Linked DNA regions of Homo sapiens: region 1 is linked to region 2. The links are chromatin contacts, found by Hi-C in ENCODE. All regions are on one chromosome and are shown on one strand. The core of a region is the stretch at or near the end of the contact, and the rest is flanking DNA. Distances in the headings are between cores, read along the strand shown.

Region 1 (6,603 bases), core at 1,254-3,753, 120 kb before region 2:
ACCTGATTCCAGACATCTAGCCTCCAGAACTGTGAGACAGTAATTTCTGTGTTTCAGTCATGGTAGCCTAGCAAACTAATACAAATATGGTCACTGTTCTCAAGAAACGTCTGTCAGGGTTGTTGCAAACCTATCTAAAATATAACTAACTACATACATGCACTCAGGAAAAATGAGTAACATCCAAGGATATTCTGCCCAATGTCCCCTTCTTTTGTTCTTCTTGTTTCTTGCCTTTTTATCTTGGTATCTCCACACTTATGGAAGAAATATATCTGTTTATATCTTAATAAAAAAGATCTTGTAATTGAATTTCACCACAAACCCATAGTAGTTCTGGTGAGCAAAGTAATATTAAGTGGGTGCAAAATTAATTGCGATTTTGCCATAGGAAAAATACCTATGGCAAAAACCGCAATTACTTTTGCACCAACCTAATATAAGCAATCATGACCTCCTTCCCCATCTCTGGGTGTGTCTACAGCAACCACTAAAGGGGCATGGCAGCATCTTGCTAAAAGACCTCTGCTTGTGCGCCTTCCCAAACCCTGAGTGAGCAGTGTTGCTTGCTCTGGGAGCTCATACTATTTCACATATTTAAGCTACCCTCCTTCAGGCAGAGGGTAGAGGAAGTGTAGGTAATATCTAGGTATTTTTTCACATTATTATTATTTTTTGAGTGGCTCACGCCTGTAATCCCAGCACTTTGGGAGGCCAAGGCGGGTGGATCATCTGAGGTCAGGGGGTTAAGACCAGCCTGGCCAACATGGCGAAACCCTGTCTCTATTAAAAATACAAAAAATTAGCCAGGCGTGGTGGTGGACGTCTGTAATCCCAGCTATTTGGGAGGCTGAGGCAGGAGAATTGATTGAACCTGGGAGGAGGAGGTTGCAGTGAGCCGAGATCGTGCCATTTTACTCCAGCCTGGGCGACAGAGCAAGACTCTTTCTCAAAAAAGTAATAATAATATAAATAAAAATAAATAAAAAGAGAGAGTGGCTGGCTATGATGGTGAATTCATAAAGCAAAATACTTTGGCAAAGACTCTTTTACCAGAGATAAATTTCTATCCAGCCCTTGCTGTGGACAGGGCTTTTGCAATCTGTGTCTCCAGGATTGCAAGCCTTTGACTGAATCTCAGCTCCTGCATCTTCCCACTGCTCCCTACAGTTGGCCTTTCCAGAGCTGAATATTCTCAGTATTCACGGGTCAGATGAACTGTCAGGATGTCCTCTTTCCTCTGTCCCCTGAAACTCTGCTCTCAAGTGGTAGATCCAACACTTACAGCTGATCACATGGAAGATTGTAGAATAGATGCACTCAAATAAAGGATCCCACCCAGCTTGGCCTGAACTGAGCTTCTTGGTCTGACTCAGCTGTTGCAGGATGTGACTCTTTGAGAGCCATTAATTTCTAGCCTTCCCCTCACTTCCTGTCTTAGTCCATTCAGGCTGTTATAACAAAATACCTTACACTGGATGCTTTGTAAGCAATAGAAATTTATTGCTCAGGCCGGGTGTGGTGGCTCATGTCTGTAATCCCAGCACTTTGGGTGGCCGAGGCAGGTGGATCATGAGGTCAGGAGTTCCAGACCAGCCTGACCAACATGGTGAAACCCCATCTCTACTAACAATACAAAAATTAGCCAGGTGTGGTGGTTTGTGCCTGTAATCCCAGCTAGTCAGGAGGCTAAGGCAGGAGAATCACTTGAACCTGGGAGGCGGAGGTTGCAGTGAGTCGAGCTCGTGCCACTGCACTGCAGCCTGGGTAACAGAGCAAGACTTTGTCTCAAAAAAAAAAAAAGAAGAAGAAAAGAAAAAGAAAAAACGAATTTATTGCTCAAAATTCTGGAGGCTGGGAAGTATAGGATCTAGGCGCCAGCAGATTTGGTGTCTGGAGAGGGCATGCTCTCTGCTTCAAAGATGGCACTTCTGGCTGGGTCCTCATGTTGTGGATCCAAAGAACAAACATTCCCCTTCAGCCTCTTTTGTAAGGACACCAATCCCATTCACAAAGGTGGAGCCCTCATGACCTAATCACCTCCTAAATGCCCCACTTTTTCATAACAACATATTAAGGCTTAGATTTCAACATATTAATTTTGGAGGAAAACGAATATACAGACTATAGCACTCCCAACCCCAGAGAAACTGTATAAGCTGCATAGGTGGCCTTGATGATAAAGCTAAAGATATAAACCACATAATGGGCTTGAAGTTCTCACTAAAAATGGGATAGTTGATCTCTGCTGAAATTAGCTATCTGGAGAAGTAGATATGATTTGCTCCAAATCACACACTGAATACAGCTGTAGAGAGGGGTGTATCCCTATGAGCCTAGAAATTTTAGCTACAGTTACCCTGAAGGAGAAAGCACAACACAGGAGCCAGCTGACCTCTGAATTTTATTCTGGTCGGTGGTGGAGGAGCAGCTGAGAACAGGGGCAGGATGCTGGGGAACTCAGGATACAGAGCACTCGTCCCCGCTCCATCTGTAGACAAAAAGCTCAGGAACCCAGAGCTAGAGGATACCAGCTGGGGGTGGGGATGGCCTAATTTCCAGCAGCTGCAGTTGAGAAATAACTGTTAGAGTGCACTGCCAAGCTGCAGAGCTGGACATCAATGTCAAGGGCTAGGGCAGGGACAGAAACTTCAGTTTCTGAGACAATCGCACCCCAGGGCCCACTTCACAGGTCCAGCGGACAGAGCTCTAGCTCAAAACCTCACACGCAGAAGCAGGCCCCTTTCTTGAGGTTTAATGCCTTTCTGTCTCATTCTTGAAATTCTTAATAATTTTATCTTTGAATTTGTGTTTTGTAAGTGACAGCTAATGGGACAATCAAGCATTTGCTAGGGGCTTAAAACCTCCGCTCATGCATGTCCCGCCTCCTACTGGCACACTTTCCATTGCTGCCTTTCTGTCTCTCTGTAATGGGCTTTTGGTTACCTGCTCCCCAGCAACCACTGCTGCCCTCTGCCCCCAGTAGGGGCCTGAGCGTGGGAACAGGGAAGGTTAGGGCAGGTGTGCAAGGGCCCCAGGAGTCTGTAGTGATCTGCACTTAACTGCTGAGTATCCCCATGTCCACGGAGCATGACGCTAAATAACAGATAAAAAATACAATAACATATCCAAAGATACTTGTAGAATGCAGAAGGAAGAAAGAGCTTTTTTTTCCCGGTTTTTGAATAAGGGACCACATTTGTATGGGTTTGGTGCAGCTAGAATGTGGATCTCTGCCATGGAAAAGTATCATTTGCAGGCAGTATCATATCATTTTAGTCAAGCATGAATACAGGCCACCAGAGCTGGTATCCCAGACAAGGGGAGTGGCAAGTTTTGTCCTCCACATCTAAAGCGAGTTTTCATTTGTGTGATACTTTGATGGAATTAAGAATATTAACAATTCTTACATAACAACCAACAGTGTTCTACAGAAGATTTATATGACAGGAACGAGAAGCAGCTTCCTTTAATTATATCTAGATCTCAGTTTGGCACACTTCCACATCCTTCCAAAGGCAATTTTAACTAAATAGCACATTGCAGGACTGTGCAAATTATCTTATGAGAATTTATGAGGAATAGACTATGCACAGTAGCTCATTTTCATTATTGATTTCATTTTCTCCATATATTTTCCTTATATGTATTATTTTCTCTTATGTTTATAAAATGATGTGTTTTGTGATATATGTATTCATGTACGCATATTTTATATATGTTACACATTTATTTATATAGACTGGTACATAGCTACACAAGGTTCCAATAAGAACAGCCTCATATGGATGTTTCGTAGGTTTATATCTTCATTCCTCTAATCCAAACTAACATTACTTAAGTCAAAATAATTTTTCAAATTTTCTTAGTAAATTGATTGCCAACCTTTTCAACCATTTTTCCTCTGAGTAGTTCTACTTCTCTAATATTATTTGCATATTTAAATTTCAAAACAATTCTGACAACACTGCGAAAATAAGATTTTTTTTAATGGGCTCTTCTGCTTTTCTTCATGTTGAAAATTATACTTTTCAAAAAACTTTTCTCACACTTCCAGAGAATATGTGTCATGAGGGTAGATATTGTCTCTTTCTTGTTCACTATTTCAGACTTAGTACCTATCATCACAACAGCATAGAGTAAATGCTTAATAAATATTTAATGAAAAAATGAAAACAATATTTTAAGGAAATACTTATACTAATTAGCTATTCCTGTTATCATACTGTATAACAAACCATCCCAACACTGAGTGCTATAAAATGACAAGCATTTATTCTTGGTTGCCTGGTGCAGCTATGTCTTAGGCTGCAGTGGCTGGGATAGCTCTGCTTACCCTGAGGGGCTGTGGTTCTAGACTGCATTGCGTATCTCTCGGCCTTCTACAATCGGAGGGCAACTGGGGCAAGTTCTGTGATGATGACAGAGGCCCACATCATCAAGCCCATCATAAAAACACTGTGCAACATTTTGGTTATGTCATGTTAAATGAGTCACACAGTCCAGGCCCACAGTCAAGGGGTAAAGAATTACACATCACCTACTTTCCAACATACTATCAAAATTAGATTAAAACCATGTGACTCTCATTTTGGAACCTTATTCTTTTTATTATGTCTTGTTTTGGTTGGAATAATGTTGTGAGGTAACATTACCTCTACCATAATGATAACCATTATTATTATAATTGTTATTATCACTATCGACATACTCATTAAAGTCAAGAAGATACTCATAATGCCTTCTACCAAAACTATACATTAATTTTGATATGGAATTTCCAGTTGATCTAATAAAATAAGAAAAATATAACAGAATTTTAGTGTTAAAAAAAGAGATAAGCCGGGCACGGTGGCTCACACCTGTAATTCCAGCACTTTGGGAGGCCAAGGTGGGCAGATCACAAGGTCAGGAGATCGAAACCATCCTGGCTAACACAGTGAAACCCCGTCTCTACTAAAAATACAAAAAATTATCCAGGCATGGTGGCGGGCGCCTGTAGTCCCAGCTACTTGGGAGGCTGAGGCAGGAGAATGGCATGAACCTGGGAGGTGGAGTTTGCAGTGAGCCAAGATCGCGCCACTGCAATCCAGCCTGGGTGACAGAGTGAGATTCCGTCTCAAAAAAAAAGATAAAGTTATAATTTTTTTAAATTATAAGCATTTTTAAAACACAATAGTACACTATTTCAATCCAGCAAGTTAGGTAAATTATTGTCTCTATCCCTTATTAGTTGTCTATATTTTGGCAATTAATAACTCTCTGAGCCTTAGTTAACTTTCAGTGAGGAGCATAGTAACTACCTCGTAAGGTTTTGATAAGAATAAATTAGGCAGTTTTTGAGCATACCTCAGTAACTGGCACATAACAAACACTCAATGAGCAGCAAGAGAGATAGTCATACTACAGACAGAAGCATAAACGGTAGAATTTGTTTTATTTTCAAAATCTAAATGATAATTATAAAACTACTAAAAATGAAAATGCATGGTGAAGGAACTTGTCCAGTAACAAAATATGTACATCAGTCGTTTTCTAATATGATGACAAAAATTTATTAGAAATATAAATGCAAAATACCTCATTAACTATTATATAACAATAAAAAAGCATTTAATACATTTGAATAATTTTAGTTGGAGATATGCAGAACCCATATGAAGTTCAGCTTACCTGCAAGATACTAAAAGGCTTGAATAAATTAAACTTTTTAACATATTACTAAATGGGAAGTCTTAATATTATAATGATAATCAATGTTCCTAAATTATTATAAAAATATAATGTTTCTGATTAAAATTCAAAAAACTTTTGATTCTCACCATGTTAAAATAACAGTTACTAAGTTTACATTCTTGGCTTAAACAAATAAGAAAAAAATAAAATATATGAAATAACAATTTTAGATCACTGGATGACAGGTAGTACAGGCCAGGAAAACAAAGCAAGTGAACCCAACAAGTGTCCCAACTCACTGCCTGGAGAGAGTTCCCAGTTTGCAGCCCAACACATGTTCCAACTTACTGCCTGGAATTTTCAAATTCCAGCACAAGAATCAGGACTTCCAAACAAAGCCAAAAGCTTCAATAAGTAAAGAGACTGAGCTCTGAGTTCATGGAGGTCAAGGCAGCTCGAATTTATGCGGTGGAGCTCTGGAGAAAAGGTGTCACACAGATGGTAAGTTCCAGAATTCCACAGAGACACCCCTTGTGTCTTTGAGTACTGATCACTTCCTGTATATGAGGAAACTACTAAACCCAGGGGTGGGTTGGAGGGAGTGACCACTGGAAAGGAGTCAGTAGAATAATCATGATGAAGGATTGGGGAAAGTTTTGGTTCTCATTAGCCAGAATGGAAAGATTTCTTAACACACAGGGCATTGAGTAGAAACCTTAGAAGGATGTTTTTTTTCAGAAGGGGAACCGAATTAGCCTTAGATTAGTAGCTGTGTCTGATCCACCTTGACAACACCTGAAAGCAAACCCCAAAAGTCTCAAACTGGTTCCGAGTAATTTAACTAAATCTCAGAAAACAGTTTTATATATATATATATATATATTTTTTTTTTTTTTTTACTTTTTTATTTTTGGAGCGGGGGACGGA
Region 2 (6,740 bases), core at 2,183-4,682:
TGGGATTACAGGCACCTGCCACCATGCCCAGCTAATTTTTTGTATTTTTAGTAGAGACAGGGTTTCACCATATTGGTCAGGCTGGTCTCGAACTCCTGACCTCAAGTGATCCACCCGCATCCGCCTCCCAAAGTGCTGGGATTACAGGTGTCAGCCACTGCACCCAGCCCCCTTTCTATTTTCAAAGCCAGCAATTGCTTATCAATTCTTTCTAACATAGCATCACTCCGACTCTGACTGACTCTATTGCTTTAATCTTTCTTTTACAAGGACCCTTTTGATTGCATTTGGTTCACCCACCTAATCTGGAATAATATTCCCATCTCAAGACTAGCTGATTAGTAACCCTAATTCTATCTGCATCCTTACTTCTCTCTTGCCATGTAAAATTGCATATTCACAGGTTCTAAGGATTAGCAGGTAGACATCTTTGGAGTGCCATTATTCTACCTACCACTGTATTTACTGCTCACAAACACCAACTCCTTGGCAAAAATATAGTGGACAGCATTTCTGTTACCATCAGAATCTCTTCCAGTCCAGGCTGCTTTGTGAATGTCTATACCAGGACTAGAAATGCGTGGACGCCAACCTAATAAGATCTAGTTTTTCTAACTAAAGCTTTACATTCATACAAAAGAGACATTTTGGAGTCTTTGCATCATCTTACTGCAAGTTACCAGTGTAAACTTTAACCAGGTACATTAAAACAAATTGAAAATGAATAATACTAAGAAAAGGAGGAAATAAGGAGCCAGAAGTTTATCTTATTTTTCTTATATTTGAGAGGTTATCCTAATTTGGTAAACCATACAATCCATAGTTTGTTCGTTTGCTAAAAATAAAACAAAGCTCTGACCCTGACATATATGTAACACTTCTCTCATTTCTACCCTTTTACTGTTCTCTATCTCGTTCTTAATTCCCCTTGGTTTATGGATTTTTTATGGTCCACAAAGTCAGTAGAGATGAAACCATTAGTCCCATTACTTTATTTGAACTGACATGGCAATAGTAACCCAGAAAAATAAAGATGCAGGTTCTAAAAATCCCTGAATTTAGAAAGATTCATACGATGTGTTTTGAGGCTTATCATACTTAATGCCTTGATAGTAGACCAGTGCTTTTCAAACTTTAATGTGCATAGGAATCACTTGAGGATTCTGTTTAATGGATAGTCTGATTCAGTTGGTTTAGAGAGGGGCCTGAACTTCTGTATTTCCAACAAGATTGTAGGTTATGGGATACTGCTAATATAGAAACCATACTCTGAGTAGCAAGGATTTAGATACTATCTCTAGTTGCCATTGTCCTTTCATTTGCAAGTGTGAAAGTAATGTACATTTAAATGCTTTCATGCTGTTGTCAATTGTGGGTTGTAGGTACAAGAAAAACAAAGCATCTTGAGAGGAAATAAAAATTTCTTGAGCTTTTCTGCCAGCATCAACATGGCTAAGGAGATTGCTTTACACTGAGTAATTTTCCTTGTTAACATTTTTATTAAGTTGTCATGACAACTTTCTTATTCTCCATAAAGTGGAGGAAAGTAGGTTTTAACCCATAAGTCAACTATAAGAAAGAAGATTGGACCTGGAAGATGATGAAATATTCAGGTATTCATTTATCCACTCAGCAGGCATTTTAGTGAATCCCGTTATGAACCATTTTCATTACTAGGAAATTAGGCTGTGAAGATTAGTATTTCCCTAACAACAAGGAACTCTTGTTACTTTTTTAGAGCATATCAAACATCCAGATTACAGAATGTCTTTTGCAGTCACCTTTTGGTGGTTCTAGCCACCCTTATGTTTAGATTGGTTGCTTCCTCTTCTTACCCATTGTCTGACAGTCAGAAAGGATAGAGGAGGAAGAAGACAAGACACTATCCAGTTGAGAGTCTACTCTTAGTAAAACTCGGTAGCTCCTGGCAGAATGTACTGGGGTCAAATGCAATACTAATCAAGGAGTTTGGTGTGCCATAAAACTTGAGAATGGTAAAAGTAGAAATTAATGGGTTAAACAAGTCATTTTCCAGAATGAAAGGAATATTGGTAATGGTATCAACAGACGAGGACAACAGCAACAACAAAGTCTTTATACAAGCCTGCAACACGTGACAACTGCGGATCAGGCATCTGAACCCGGCCTATCTTTCCACCGTATCTTCCTACACTTTTCTTTATGTACTTTTTATTTCTACCAGATGGTATTACTCCTTGTTTCTTGAATAACAGTGTCATGCCTTTCCAACCTCTGTATGTTTGCTCACAAGTTTCCCTCTGTCAGAGAAAAGCAAAAACAACAAAAAAGTCCTCTATTTTATCTTTTTCCAAACATAACCAATCCTTCAAGTCCTATCTCTAGTACTGTTCCTTTATGAACCCTGTCAGACAATATCTCATTTTCTTCTGAATGTTCATAGCATTTACTTAAAAATAGTATGACTTCCCTCTTCTTTTTACTAATGAATTACTGTGTATTTTTTAAGTTTCCTTCTACATCTGAAGTTCTAAATATTCTTAGTACAAATGTCCTACTGATCTAAGAGAGTATCATGGGTTAAATGTAGAGGAAGAGAAGTTTCTGAGATGGCAGGAAGGCAAAAGTTTCTGTGACTACCTGTGCTTATATTGCTGACTTTCTTAACTGTTCCTGACTTATTTAAATGTATTTTTTTCCTGATTCTGATTAATGTTCACTATGAGGCAAGCACAGTAGGCAAGACTGGGAGAAAGTTTGCAAATGTGATGAGCTTACAAATGGGACCAGATTAGATGGTGTACTTGGGGGAGATATAAAAGAGGAAGATAACCATGAATTGAACTGAATTGAAAATGGATCACATAAAGATCATGATTAATTGTTAATTCACAATGGAACAGCATGATGGGATTTTTTTAAGTCAGAAAGGTGACTAAAAGCATAATATCACAACACACACAACGGTAACAAATATAACTAAATGCACTGAACCAGGCAGAAGCCAGACCTTACTGAAAAGATGTAAAATCTCTGTAACCATAAAACTGCATCTGCAAATGAGTAGATTGGCTTCAAATCTGAAAACCAGGACAAGAGAGTCATCAGCGCAGATGTCAACTTCCCCAGCAGAAATGTTGGAGTTTTTAACTGTGGAAAACTACAGTTTTTCCACACCAGTGCATAGTGGAGAAGACATGTTTTTGTTTTTCTTTTTAAGTGTGCCAAATTTTCCTGGAGTCCCCTCCAATTTTTTTCTTTCTCTCTCTCTCTCTCTTTTTTTTTTTTTGTCCCCTGCCCCTAGGTCTCTGTCTCCACACAGTGATTTCTGTTATGGCGATTGGGCGGCTGCAGAGACCAGGACTCAGTTCCCCTGCCCTAGTCTGAGCCTAGTGGGTGGGACTCAGCTCAGAGTCAGTTTTCCAGAAGCAGGTTTCAGTGCAGAGTTTTCCTACACTTTTCCTGCGCTAGAGCAGCGAGCAGCCTGGAACAGACCCAGGCGGAGGACACCTGTGGGGGAGGGAGCGCCTGGAGGAGCTTAGAGACCCCAGCCGGGCGTGATCTCACCATGGTGCGTTTTGGCTGCTACTTTCTTTTTCAGTCTTTCGGTGCGGAGAAGGGGAGGAGGCGGGCAGAGGTCTGAAAAAATCGAATGCCTTATGGAAAGGAACTGCAAGGGTTCCTTTGGGGTGATCAAAGAGGGAGACACAGACACAGAGAGACAAAGGCAAGGAGGACTGTCTGGGAGCCACGCGGGCGATACAGTTTCCGAGGCACGCCGCGTCCCGCCTAGCCTGTTGAACAGGTAGACATGAGCGACCCAAGCGTAAGTGCCGCTGCCGCGAGTGCCCAGGGTGCACTCGCGCGGGGACCGACAGGTGCCACTGCAGGGTCCCCTCTCCCGCTCACTGCCTGCCACCCCTGACGCCTGCTCTCTTTCTCCATTCGCAGTGCGGATTTGCGAGGCGCGCCCTGGAGCTGCTAGAGATCCGGAAGCACAGCCCCGAGGTGTGCGAAGCCACCAAGTAAGTGGTCGCTGCATCCCCACGCGGGTCGGGGTTCTTCAGACAGGCGGTCCCTCTTCCGGGACCCCCGCTTGGGCTGGGTCTCCTTCCTCTCCTGAGAAACCTTCGGTACGCTCCCAGTTGCCCAGCCCTGGGAAGCCAGCATCGGGTTCCCACGCTGGGGAGGAGCGAGAGGAAAGGAGAGGACGCCCGAGGGGCCGGCCCAGGGCCCGGGGGACCCGCGGCGCCCGAGGGAGGAGCACAGACGGGGGTGGGCGCCGAGCAGCGCCGCGCCGGCTGCTGAGCTCGCGGGGCCGGGCCGTGAGAACGCGCGGGGCGCGCCGGGGCCGCTGGTCTCCCACGGCCAGGGCGCCTGGGCCCCAGAGCCCATCAGCCGCGTGCAGCGCTGCGGCCTCCGGCGCGCCGGCAGGCAAGCGAGCGGGCGCAGCTGGGGGATGCCTGGACCCCGGAGGCAGCAGGGCTGGAGGCGGTGGCGGGCTTCAGGGCAACTTCACCCGGCCGGCTGCGGCGTGGGTAAGAGGCGCGTCCTCCTCCACAGCAAAAGCTGCGATCGCTGGGCTGCCCAGAGAAGGCAGCCGGCTAACTGCCCAGCGGCTCCACGAGGTGTGCGCGTGTGTGCGAGAGAGACAAATGATTTACTGCTTAGCAGTCCCATTTCTGTTTTCGTTAGGACTGCGGCTCTTGGAGAAAGCGTGAGCAGGGGGCCACCGCGGTCTCCGCGCCTGTCTGCACCCTGTCGCCTGAGCTGCCTGACAGTGACAATGGTGTGAGGGGCTGCGTTGCAATGTGGTCATGTGATTTCAGGCTATGGATTTCGTGCGTCTTTCTCTGCTCACTGATTTTCACATGGTTATTCTTTCATTTTGCACTCGATAAACAGTTTACATCTTCTGAAGTAAGCCAGAAGATTGTATGGCTCACTTAACGATGACTGGTTGAAGGCATCTTGATTTGGAACCTATGGAAACAGTGCTGAGTTTTAAATAGGACAGATTTTTTTTTCTTTCATTTGAACTTCATTTATAACATATCAATAGTGATGTTTTAGGATCAGTTCTCCTATGGTAATTTCACTAAATGCCTATTTAATGAATTGATTTGATTTCATACATCTCTACCACTTACTAGAACTGTCTTTGTACAAACGTCAAACTTTCCTGTTACATATGGGTAAGCATAGAAGCACTTGATATAATTTTTTTTTATCTTGGTTCAGAGTGTAGAAGTGGTCTGTTGCTTTTCCTAAAATTGCTATACATATTTTTTCTTTAAGAGTGATCATTTCAGGTACCCTATTATGTACAGTGGTAAAAAGTAAACTCGTTATGATAGCAACGACGATGTAACCAAAATAAGCAACACTTAATTGGTCTGAAAGTTATACATATAAGCTTTATTATTGCTTCAGTGGAAGTTGTCTATGCATTCTGTGCTTTGTTCAGCCATTAAACAACTGGGTCCGTGATCTTCTTCAAGGGGCCGTGAAGTCCCTAAAATTGTATTTAAACATTAGAGTGGCTGCATTTTAAGGGAGATAGTACATAGTCAAATATCCAAAATGGACCTGTGTCCTAATAGAAAATTAAGAACCACGGGGTAAAAACACGTAAGCCATACTTTTTCTTATCAAAACAACAGGCTGTCTACATACAGCCTGCAGACATAGGCTAGAAGGAAAATTCTAGAACAATTAAATGGTGTTACCGTAGTTAAATATTTCACATAAAATAGACCAGATGTATGTATTTTAATGTATTAGGAAACAGGTCTGTGAACGTATTTAGTAGAAATTTGTAATTAATAGATGGGTACCTTATATTTATATTTATAAGGTATATTTATACTTTATATTGTAAGATCTCTTTCTATTATACGACAGAAAATAAAAATTATATTTTTGTCTTTGAAATCCAATCAAAATATAAAGTACTTATGCTTGGTATAGTGTCTCATAGTGTATGAAATATAAATAGCCCCTTAAAGGTCTTGCTTCTAGATATTCAGGTATTAAATAACATGATTAAAATCGTTTTCTGTCATTCGGAGAATGAGGAAGGAAATATAAAATTATTTTATTTATTTATGGCAATACCAAAAACAAAAGTGTGAAAAACTTCACAATGCTTAGTACTTATAACTCTTATAATTATGTCTTATTAAGGGATCTTTCTTAAGACATTTTGAAAAGCTATTTTAATATTTCACTACAAACAAGTGATAATATTAAAATTAAAGTATATCTATTACAAATACATCAGTAAAATATTTTGTGACCGAATTTTAAGAATTTTGTTATATTTTTCAAATGAAATTGAAAAAAATTAAATGTTTATCTAACATCACTTTTATTGACACATTGATATTGCATAACTTTGAATTTTTTCAGAAACTATACAAGGGAAATTAAATCCTGCATTTACATTTGCTAGCAACTAATGAGTGTGGACTGAGGATAATATTTCTTGCTTTACAGGTTAGTTTAAAATAACACGATCTGCACCCCCATAATTTCTAATTAACCTTTTTTCAGAACTAAATAAACATCAAATTAGCCATCAGAATGAATCTCTACAAGTAAGGGGAAATGGAAAGGTAAAGCAACATTTCAGTAATACAAGCCAAAAAGTATGTGCATTAATGGGAAAAATTTTTGGAGGAAGCTGTTACTGAGAATGACTTTTTCTGTCAGATTCACTAAGAAGTTGCTTGGCTTTTATTTGTGAGAATATTCCATTT

The links. Hi-C counts contacts between places; a loop is a spot of excess contacts on that map. Pooled maps may share reads with other maps.
Region 1: a loop to region 2 is called in a map of Right ventricle myocardium superior, with 1.8 times the contacts of the local background. The contact joins the enhancer-like site here to the promoter of GUCY1A1 in region 2. A Hi-C loop is called at or near these places in 5 of 168 maps with a recorded cell type or tissue (PC-3, Right ventricle myocardium superior, heart right ventricle and 1 more), 2 of 37 single-sample maps with no recorded cell type and 6 of 50 pooled maps.

The regions. Positions count from the first base shown.
Region 1 is chr4:155,542,193-155,548,795 of GRCh38, forward strand. No RefSeq gene overlaps it. Among named protein-coding and RNA genes, the nearest start is that of GUCY1A1, 120 kb to the right of the region's middle. Within about 2 kb of position 2,504, at least 4 of the 41 ENCODE cell types and tissues checked have a DNase peak (open chromatin) inside an H3K27ac peak, as active enhancers do; they include heart right ventricle, where a contact is called at or near this core.
Region 2 is chr4:155,663,416-155,670,155 of GRCh38, forward strand. It overlaps GUCY1A1 (guanylate cyclase 1 soluble subunit alpha 1), which reads left to right and starts at 3,433. Exons shown (of 10, transcript NM_001130682.3): 1 at 3,433-3,550; 2 at 3,931-4,004.